Regions from separate parts of the Homo sapiens genome. Here region 2 is linked to region 1. A link is a loop called in an ENCODE intact Hi-C map of the cell type or tissue named here. Cell type or tissue: gastrocnemius medialis. All regions are shown on one strand. Links, peaks and the distances in the headings refer to the core of each region. The heading gives the core; the rest is flanking DNA.

The links. Peaks named below come from ENCODE experiments on the same cell type or tissue, not always from the same donor. Only the 100,000 strongest peaks of a DNase experiment are listed, where the experiment ranks them.
Region 2: it touches region 1 in a loop (7-fold over the local background); 2 of 110 quality-filtered maps call a loop at or near these places.

What each region holds. Positions count from the first base shown.
Region 1 is chr16:68,030,006-68,035,379 of GRCh38, reverse strand. The region is part of intron 2 of DUS2 (dihydrouridine synthase 2); the gene reads right to left. Among named protein-coding and RNA genes, the nearest start is that of DUS2, 9.4 kb to the right of the region's middle. In gastrocnemius medialis, for the core only: no CTCF peak of the experiment used is centred there; no DNase peak of the experiment used is centred there.
Region 2 is chr16:67,501,318-67,506,691 of GRCh38, reverse strand. It overlaps ATP6V0D1-DT (ATP6V0D1 divergent transcript), which reads right to left. Exons shown (of 4, transcript NR_184227.1): 4 at 289-2,667. Among named protein-coding and RNA genes, the nearest start is that of AGRP, 20 kb to the right of the region's middle. RefSeq lists an enhancer at 1,855-1,964. In gastrocnemius medialis, for the core only: no CTCF peak of the experiment used is centred there; a DNase peak (open chromatin) is centred at 2,171; H3K27ac peaks cover 828 bases.

The sequences.
Region 1 (5,374 bases), core at 268-5,267:
GTCAGATACACAATGTTAACAGCAGTAAGAAAACAGGATACAATGGTCAGATCATGTAGAGCCTTGTAGGATACGCTGAGAATTTCATTAGCTCTGCATGAACTGTCTCATATTTTTACATGATCATTATGACTGCTGCACTAAGAGTGGACTATCCGGGGGCACAGATGCAGGAAGACCAGAGAGAAGGCGATTCTGTAATCAACATGAAAGATGATGGTGGCTCCCTCAGACCCTGGAGCTGGTAGTGAAGGTGTTGAGAAGTGGTCACATTCTAGAAATACTCTGAAGGGAGAGCCAACAGGAGGAAAAAAGAAAATCAGAATCTCACGTCCCAAAGAAAACTACTGCTAATATTATGTTTTTGTTTTTTTTTTAAACAGAGTCTTGCTCTGTTGCCCAGGCTAGAGTGGTGCAGTGGTGCAATCTTGGCTCACTGCAACCTCTGCCTCCCGGGTTCAAGCAATTCTTCTGCCTCAGCCTCCCGAGTAGAGTAGCTGGCACTACAGGCATGCGCCACCATGCCCAGCTAATTTTTGTATTTTTAGTAGAAATGGGGCTTTGCCATATTGGCCAGGCTGGTCTTGAACTCCTGACCTCGTGATCCGCCCACCTCGGCCTCCCAAAGTGCTGGGATTACAGGCATGAGCCACCATGCCCAGCCTAATATGATTTATTCTAACCAAATATGGTCTCCTCTAAACAGTCACAAAGAGGCCAGGCATGGTAGCTCATGCTATAATTCCAGTGCTTTGGGAGGATGAGACAGATGGATTGCTTGAGCTCAGGAGTTTGAGACAAGCCTGGACAACATGGCAAAACTCCATCTCTACCCAAAAATAATAAAAAAATAAATAAAATTAGCTGGGGGTGGTGGCACATGCCTATAGTCCCGGTTACTTGGGAGGCTGAGGTGGGCGGATTGCTTGAGGCCATGAGTTCAACACCAGCCTGACCAACATAGCAAAATCCCATCTTTACAAAAAATAAAAATAATAAAAAGACAGGCAATGGCTCACGCCAGTTATCTTAGCACTAAGGAGGCCATGGTGGGGAGATCGCTTGAGTTGGAGATGGGAGATCAGCTTGGAGTTGGAGATTAGCCTGGGTAACATGGCAAGACCTCATCTCTACAGAAACATAAAAATTAGCCAGGAGTGGTAGTGCATGCCTGTAGTACCAGCTCCTAGGGAGGCTGAGGTGAGATCACTAGAGCCTGGGAGGCAGAGGTTGCCGAGCTGAGCTGATATCATACCACTGCACTCCAGCCTGGGTGACAGTGAGACCCTGTTTGAAAATAAAAATAAAACTAGGCCAGGCAAGGTGCCTCACGCCTATAATCCCAACACTTTGGGAGGCCAAGGTGGACAGATTGCTTGAACTCAGGAGTTCAAGATCAGCCTGGGCAACATGGTGAAACCCCATCTCTACAAAAAATGCAAAAATTGGGCTGGGCACGGTGGTTCATGTCTGTAATCCTAGTGCTTTGGGAGGACGAGGTGGGTGGATCACTCGAGGTCAGGAGTTCAAGACTAGCCTGGCCAATATGGTGAAACCCCATCTCTACTAAAAATACAAAAATTAGCCAGACGTGGTGGCATGCGCCTGTAATCCCAGCTACTCAGGAGGCTGAGGCAAGAGAATCACTTGAACCCAGGAGATGAAGTGAGCTGACATTGTGCCACTGCACTCCAGCCTGGGTGACACAGCAAGACTCTATATAAAAAAAAAAAAAAAAAAAAAAATTAGCACCTGTAGTCTCAGCTACTTGGGAGGATGAAGTTGGAGGATCACTTGGGCCTGGGAGGTTGAGGCTGCAGTGAGCCATGATCATGCCACTGCACTCCAACCTGGGTGACAGAGCAAGACCCTGTCTCAAAAAAAATTTTTTTTTAATTTTTAAATAAAAATAATTTTAAAAAGAAATAATCTCTGATCCAAGGTCTAAAGGAAGAGAACATGTTAACCAGTCCAATATGTAGAAAGAAAATCTTTCCCATTTCATTAATAGCATCTCCAGTCTCCCAATTACTCATTCTTAACCCACATTCCCCACATTCAATCCATCACTGACTTCTATTGAAATAACCTTCAAAATATAACTAACCCACATGCTTTACTACATGCCAATGGCCACAACTGCGCACCAGAAACCCTCCGCTCATCTGTTGCCAGGACTTTAGCACAGCCCCCAAATGTGTCTCCCAAAATCTACACTTGCCCCTTCCTATCCATTCTGCCAGCATGGGATCCTAAAAAGGCAACTCTGATAATACCACTCCCCCGTTTATACCTTTCAATGGCTTCCCACTGACTTTAGGAAAAATCCTAAACCTTTCTAATGGCCCACAAGGCCCTGCATGATCAGTCCCTACCCACCTCTCCAGCCTCACCCTCACCTGTGTCTCTCTCACCCTCCCTCTCGGCCCTGGCCACCCTGGCATTCCCTTTTTTTTTTTTTTTTTTTTTTTGAGATGGAGTCTCACTCTGTTGCCCAGGCTGGAGTGCAGTGGCGCAATCTTAGCTCACTGCAACCTCCACCTCCCAGGTTCAGCCTCCTGCCTCAGCCTCCCGAGTAGCTGGGATTACAGGCACCCACCACCACACCCAGCTAACTCCTGACCTCAGGTGATCCACCCACTTTGGCCTTCCAAAGAGCTGGGATTACAGGTGTGAGCCACTGTGCCCGGCCACCCTGGCCTTCCTTTAAAGTCTCCCACACCAAACTGTCTGCTTCCCTGGGGCCTGCCCACTTGCAGTTCTGTCTGGAATACTCCTCCAACTCAGTCATGCATGCCCATGCTAAGGTCCCCTTGTCCTTGAATGCCCCCTTTGTGAAGATACGTCCCTACAGAAAATCAAATTCAGGTCCCTGGTCCCATGCTTTCCAAACACCCTACATTTCTCTGCAGCTCAGTTACACTCCATGTGTCCACACTGACTGCTGTAGTTTCTTGTTCAATCCTCAGCTCCTCCTGGAGACCACCAGGACAACAAGCTCTACAAGAACAGGAGTGTGGCTGCTTAGTTCACTGCCAGATTTCTAGCACTGAGCCAGGTACATGACCTTTAGAGGCTGCTTAGTAAGGTGTGACTGAATACTTACCACTGTGGTAGCCAAGAGGACAGCCTCTTGTAGGGTGGTTGGTCTGGCAACTTCCTCTGGCACTCAGTCAGAGGTGCCTGACACACCCTGCCTCTAAGGAGGCTCCTCTGAGAAAAACTAGGCAGCCCCCATGCCTTTCCCAGTTACTGCCACAACCACTCACCCCACCCTGAGATCACACCCACATCACCACTTTAGTCACTCATTTCCAATCTCTTCTACCATTCCTTTTAAGGGCTGGTCTCCTCTATTACGCTCAATTTCTTAGACAGTAACCTTGGCTGGGCGAGGTGGCTCATGCCTATAATCCCAGCACTTTGGGAGGCCAAGGCAGGAGGATCACCTGAGATCAGGAGTTCCAGACCAGCCTGGCCAACATGATGAAACCCTGTCTCTACTAAAAATAAAAAAATTAGCCAGGCATGGTGGTGTGCACCTGCAATCCCAGCTACTCGGGAGGCTGAAGCAGGAGAATCACTCAAACCAGGGAGGCAGAGGTTGCAGTTAGCCAAGATCGCACCACTGCCCTCCAGCCTGGGCAACAGAGTGAGATTCCATCTCAAAAAATAAAAAATAATAACCTTAACTTCAGTTACATGGACATAATATCCTGTTAACCTTAAAAAAAAAAGACATTAAAGAAAAATACCTCCAAACATGTTGAGTTTATTTGAGAATGAGAGAAAAGGATTATAATCCAGGATGCACAGAAGGGCAAGCCACAAGTACATCTGGTGACAGAAGGGGAAAAGGAAGCTTTTATTGGCAGAAAGGGAGAGATTTATATAAGTTGCTTAGAAACAGAGTTCATGGCCAGACACAGTGGCTCATGCCTGTAATCCTAGCACTTTGGGAGGCCAAGGCAGGCGGATCACGAGGTAAAGAGATCAAGACCATCCTGGCCAACATGGTGAAACCCCGTCTCTACTAAAAATACAAAAATTAGCTGGGTGTGGCGGCGCATGCCTGTAGTCGCAGCTACTCAGGAAGCTGAGGCAGGAGAATCGCTTGAACCCGGGAGGCAGAGGTTGCAGTGAGAGATCACGCCACTGCATTCCAGCCTGGTGACAGAGCGAGACTCATCTCCAAAAAAGAAAAAAAAGAGTTCATGAGTTTCCTAGAGGATCAAAGCCAGAGTTGTCTTCAGTTCACTGGTGGAGATGCCATTACTGGGCAAGTATTCTTTCCAGAGCATTTTATCTGAATTACAATAGTCCTAAAAAATGTCTATGCCAGGCAAGGTGGCTCACACCTGTAATCCCATCACTTTGGGAGGCCAAGGCAGGAGGATCACTCAAGGCCAGGAGTTTGGGACCAGCCTGGGCAACATAGCAAGATCCCATCTCTACCAAAAATATATATATATTTTTTAACTAGCCAGGAGTGATGGAAGGTGCCTGCAGTCCCAGCCACTCTGGGAGGCTTAAGCAGAAGAATCATTGGGAGTCCAAGAGTTCGATGCAGCAGTGAGCCATGATTGTGCAACTGTACTCCAGCCTGGGTGACAGAGCAAGGCCCTGTCTCCAAAAAAAAGAAAAAGAAAACCAAAATGTCTACTGATAAACTTTTGTCATAGAAATATATATACATATGCAAAACATGCAAGCCATGCAAAGCAGGTAATTCAAGAAAGACATGAAGGGATTTCTAGTGGGTTTTTATTTATTTATTTATTTATTTTTTGAGATGGAGTCTCACTCTGTCACCCAGGCTAGAGTACAGTGGCATGATCTTGGCTCACTGCAATCTCCACCTCCGAGGTTCGAGCAATTCTCCTGCCTCAGCCTCCTGATTAGCTGGGACAAAAATTAACCACCATGCCCGGCCAATTTTTGTGTTTTCAGTAGAGACGGGGTTTCACCATGTTGGCCAGACTCGTCTTGAACTCCTGACCTCAAGTGATCCACCCGCCTCAGCCTCCCAAAGTGCTGGGATTGCAGATGTGAGTCACCACTCCTGGCCTCCGGTGGGGTTTTTAGAAAATCCTTGGAAACAGTTCTTATCTCAGACATGTAAGCATGAGCTTCCTCTACTTCACACCTTCCTTGTCCTATTTTGACAAAAGCGGTTTCATCCTGGTATCTGCAACTTTCATAATCCCATTAATTATAGTGCTTTCAGATTGAACATAACACTATTCAGGAAAAATAATGAGTATAAACAAACTTTACCATTCCCTTCCCTGTCAATTTTCCCCAAAGACAAAGCTTGCTTAAAAAGCAATTTCTGGCCAGGCATGGTGGCTCACACCTGTAATCCCAGCACTTT
Region 2 (5,374 bases), core at 295-5,294, 530 kb after region 1:
ATGTAGAGTCACTGAGCTGCTAATCACAGCCTCACAACAATGTCACCACTTGCCGCCCTGCCTACCCTCCTGCCCGCTTTTTTCCCCTTTCCTCCCTCCCCTCCTGCTGCCTCTTTCCTCTTTGGAAAAAGCACAGGACACAGATCGTACTGTGACTTGTGTCTCTTTTTCCCCGGGCGTGTCCTCAACCTTGGCAAGATAAACCTCTAAATTGATTGAGATGCCTCAGTCACTTTTTGGTTCACACCATTAATATTTACCATGTGAGAAATTAAAACAGAGAAAATGTTTACATGTTTATTAATTTATTTAAAATGATATCATGAAACCATTACATGTTAACACAACTTTTTTTTTTTTTGAGAAGGTGAAGGTGTCTTGCTCTGTTGCCCAGGCTGGAGTGCAGTGGTGCGATCTTGGCTCACTGCAACCTGCCCCTCCCAGGTGCAAGCAATTCTTCTGCTTCAGCCTCTCAAGTAGCTGGGATTATAGGCGCATGCCACCAAGCCCAGTTATTTTTTTTTTTTTTTTTTGAGACGGAGTCTTGCTGTCGCCCAGGCTGGAGTGCAGTGGCGCGATCTCTGCTCACTGCAGGCTCTGCCCGCTGGGTTCACGCCATTCTCCTGCCTCAGCCTCCTGAGCAGCTGGGACTACAGGCGCCCGCCACCTCGCCCAGCTAATTTTTTGTATTTTTAGTAGAGATGGGGTTTCACCATGTTAGCCAGGATGGTCTCGATCTCCTGACCTCATGATCCGCCCGCCTTGGCCTCCCAAAGTGCTGGGATTACAGGCGTGAGCCACCGCGCTCAGCCAGCCCAGCTAATTTTTATATTGTTAGTAGAGATGGGGTTTCATTATGTTGGTCAGGCTGGTCTCGAACTCCTGATCTCAAGTGATCCTCCCACCTCAGTCTCCCAGCGTTGAGATTACAGGCATGAGCCACTGTGCCCAGCCAACACAACATACTTTTAATGAAAAATAACTACATTTTTCCAAACCAAAAAGAAAGTGAAAACAGTGGTATTGTTTTGTATTTTTTGCAAATCTCTTCAATGTCTGGTTTAATATTCTGGTTTAATTCCCATATCTGCTTCTATACTCAACCTGTTTCAACATCACATGTCACAAACAGCCAGGCGCAGTGGCTCACACCTATAATCCCAGCACTTTGGGAGGTGAAGGCGGGAGGATCACTTGAGGCCAGGAGTTGGAAGACCAGTCTGGGCAACATAGCAAGACCCCTCTGTCAGTATAAAAAACAAAATAAAAAAACACATGTCATGTAGCCTCTGGAAAATCCCACTGTACACTCATGAAAGACAAATAATATCTTTTTTTTTTTTTTTGAGACAGTGTCTTGCTCCATCACCCAGGCTGGAGTGCAGTGGTGAGATTTCAGCTCACTGCAATCTCTGCCTCCCGGATTCAAGCAATTCTCCTGCCTCAGCCTCCTCCTGAGTAGCTGGGATTACAGGCATGCATCACCACACCCAGGTAATTTTTGTATTTTTAGTAGAGACTGGGTTTCACCATGTTGGCCAGGCTGGTCTGAAACTCCTGACCTCATTATCCATTTGCCTTGGCCTCCCAAAGTGCTGAGATTATAGGCGTGAGCCACCGTGCCCAGCTGACAAATAACATCTTAATATTACCGTGAACCTAGTGTAGACTTTATGGATACTTCAAAAGGACCGCACTTTGGAAACCACAGAGTTAAACAATATCAAGTCTCATTGGCTTCATGCAATAAAAATGTACTCCAATGAAGACTGGCCAGCTTCCCATGGAGAGCTGGCTTTTTCCATCATGCTGTAAATTATACCATCTGGAATGCGTGGTTTCCAAGTTTACTGAGAGAGAGAAGGGGGCTGGTGAATCAGGTGGGATGCTTTTAAGGGTAGGGCCTGAGCCAGGCACACTGGCTCATGCCTATATGACATCAGCTATTAGGGAGGCTGAGGTGGGAGGATTGTTTGAGCACAGGAGGTTGAGGCTGCAGTGAGTCATGATCACAGCACTGCACTCCAGCCTGGGTGACAGAACAAGACTCAGACCTTTAAATAAAAAAAAGACTAGGGCCTAGAGGTGGGGCATGTCACTGGAAATGTCATCTTCCTGTGTGTCCAGGAAGAGAATTGGGTGTGGTGAACACTTAGCATCTGCTCCACCCCTGGGGTGATCGTGGCGCTCACATGATCCTGTGACCGGAAGCCTCCACAGGGTCACTTCATGAACATTTCTCATGTTTCTGCAGCATTTTCAAACAGTTGCCCTGTTAGTGACAGCAGTTATAACAGGTGACTTTGACTTCGAGCATTTGTCCCATTCAAATTAATTTTTCTATTTTAATTATAAAAGTAATACATGTTCACACACACAAAGCATCATTTCAATGATCAGAAGGACAAAAGAGAAAGATAAACATTACACCCCATGGAACCTCCTTGAACTGTGTCACCACCCGCGAGAAGCATAGTGAATTCTCTCAAAAAGTTTCTTTGCATCTCTAAGCTTACATCTACATCTATTTTTTGGAATGCAGTTGGGGTCATATTATGCATACTGTTCTATAAATCCGGAAGGAGGGGCATTAAGTAGACAAGATGATATGCAGAAGCAGATGGAAGGTAGAAAAACTCCTCTGCATGAATTCAGGGCTCCCTCTGGCTGAAAGAAGAAAAAGAAGAGCGTGGCTGGGGATGTGGCCGTAGAGCAATGACAGTCAGGCCTAGCCTCCCAGCAGCACGCAGGAGAGGCAGCCAGACCCCCAGATGGACTGCCCAGTCCTCACAGGCAGATAGGGTGTGGACAGCCTCACAAAAATGCCTGGGTCCCCAGCACTGCAGAGTCTTCAGCAAGTTGCTGGGCCTAGAGTCGTGACGACTAGGCATGGTGGCCTTCTCAGTGGTCATCTGTGAGGACACATAACCATGGACTAATTCCCCTCCTACCCTCTGCGTGGCATAACCCTGAACAGAGAACAAACACAAGAACAAACCTAGTGCCAGGAGTGGAACCCTGCCTGTTTTTGTATAACCCACAAGTCAAGAATGGTTCCTTCCTTCCTTCCTTCCTTCCTTTCTTCCTTCCTTCCTTCCTTCCTTCTCTTTCTTTCTTTTCTTTCTTTCAGAGGGTGTCTTGTTCTGTCGCCCAGGCTGGAGTGCAGTGGTGTGATCTTGGCTCACTGCAACCTCCGCCTCCTGGGTTCAAGCGATTCTCCTGCCTCAGTCTCCCAAGTAGCTGGGATTACAGGCATCTGCCACCACACCTGGCTAATTTTTGTATTTTAGTAGAGACAGGGTTTCACTATGTAGGTCAAGCTGGTCTTGAACTCCTGACCTCAAATGATCCATCCGCCTCGGTCTCCCAAAGTGCTGGGATTACAGGCGTGAGCCACTGTGCCCGGCCTTATTGATTGATTGATTGAGACAGGGTTTCATTCTGTCATGCAGGCTGAGTGCAGTAGTGGGATCACAGCTCACTGCAGCCTCAACCTCCTGGGCTCAAGGGATCCTCCAGCCTCAGCCTCCCAAGGATTTTTTTTTTTTTTTGAGTCGGAGTCTTGCACTCTCGCCCAGGCTGGAGTGCAGTGGCGCAATCTGGGCTCACTGCAAGCTCCGGCTCCAGGGTTCAAGCCATTCTCCTGCCTCAGCCTCCTGAGCAGCTGGGACTATAGGCGCCCGCTACCATGCCCGGCTAATTTTTTGTATTTTTAGTAGAGACAGGGTTTCACTGTGTTAGCCAGGATGGTCTCAATCTCTTGATCTTGCGATCCGCCTGCTCGGCCTCCCAAAGTACTGGGATTACAGTCATGAGCCACCATGCCTGGCATTTTTTTTTTTAAACCAACTAAGAAGCACTGAAGTTTTTCTAAAGTTTTTACATTTCTCTCCTTCTCCCTCCATCTCTCTTTTTCTCTCTCTCTCTCTCTTTTTCCAAGATATGGTCTCCCTCTGTTGTCCAGGCTGGAGTGCAGTGAGCTCCTGGCCTCAAATGATCCTCCTGCCTCAGCCTCCCAAAGGGTAGGGACTACAGGTGCGCACCACCACACTCAGCTAATTTAAAATTTTTTTTGTAGAGATAGGGTCTCCTGATGTTGCCCAGGCTGCGTCTCCAACTCCTGGGTTTAAGTCATCTTCTTGCCTTGGCCTCCCAAAGGGCCAGGATTACAGGCGTGAACCACAATGAAAAAAAATCGAATGGAGGCTATTTTGTGACACATTAAAGTTATCTAAAATTCTAATTTCAGTGTGCAGACATGGAGTTTTATTGAAATGTAGCCTGGTTCATCTGTTACATGGTGCCTGTGTCTGCTTTTGGGTTCCAACAGCAGAGTCGAGTTGTTGGAACAGAGATCGTAAGTGGTGCTCTCGTCACTTTTCTTTGCTGCTCAGTGCACTATAAATTGCAGTTTTGGGCCGGGTGTCGTGGCTCATGCCTGTAATCCCAGCACTTTGGGAGGCCGAAGCAGATGGATCACCTGAGGTCAGGAGTTTGAGACCAGCCTGGCCAGCATGGTGAAACCCCATCTCTACTAAAAACACAAAAATTAGTTGGGCATGGTGGCGGGGGCCTGTAATTCCAGCTACTTGGGAGGCTGAGGCAGGAGAATCGCTTGAACCCGGGAGGCAGAGGTTGCAGTGAGCTGAGATCGCACCATTGCACTCCAGCCTGGGTGACAAGAGCGAAACTCCGTCTCAAAATAAATAAATACATAAATAAATTTCAGTTTTGAAGTTACAACTTGATAGTTTTGTTGTTGTTGTTGTTGTTGTTTGAGATGGAGTCTTGCTCTGTCGCCAGGCTGGAGTGCAGTGGTGTGATCTCGGCTCACTGCAACCTTCACCTCCCAGGTTCAAGCCATTCTCCTGTCTCAACCTCCTGAGTAGCTGGGATTACAGGTGCACACCATCACGCCCACCTAATTTTTGTATTTTTAGTAGAGAAGGGGTTTCACCATGTTGGCCAGGCTGGTTTCAAACTCCTGACCTCAGGTGATCCACCCACCCTGGTCTCCCAAAATGCTGGGATTACAGGCATGAGTCACTGCACCTGGCCACAACTTGATAGTTTGGAGTACCAAATGTATCATCATACAATGACGATTTATTTTATTTTATTTTATTTTGCTTTATTTTTGAGACAGAGTCTTACTCTGTCCCCCAGGCTGGAGTGCAGTGGTGCAATCTTGGCTCACTGCAGCCTCTGCCTCCTGGGTTCAAGCGATTTTTGTGCCTCAGTCTCTGAATACCTGGGATTACAGGCACGTGCCACCATGTTTGGCTAATTTTTGTATTTTTAGTAGAGACTTGGTTTTGCTATGTTGGCTAGGCTGGTCTTGAACTTCTGACCTCAGGTGATTCACCCACCTCAG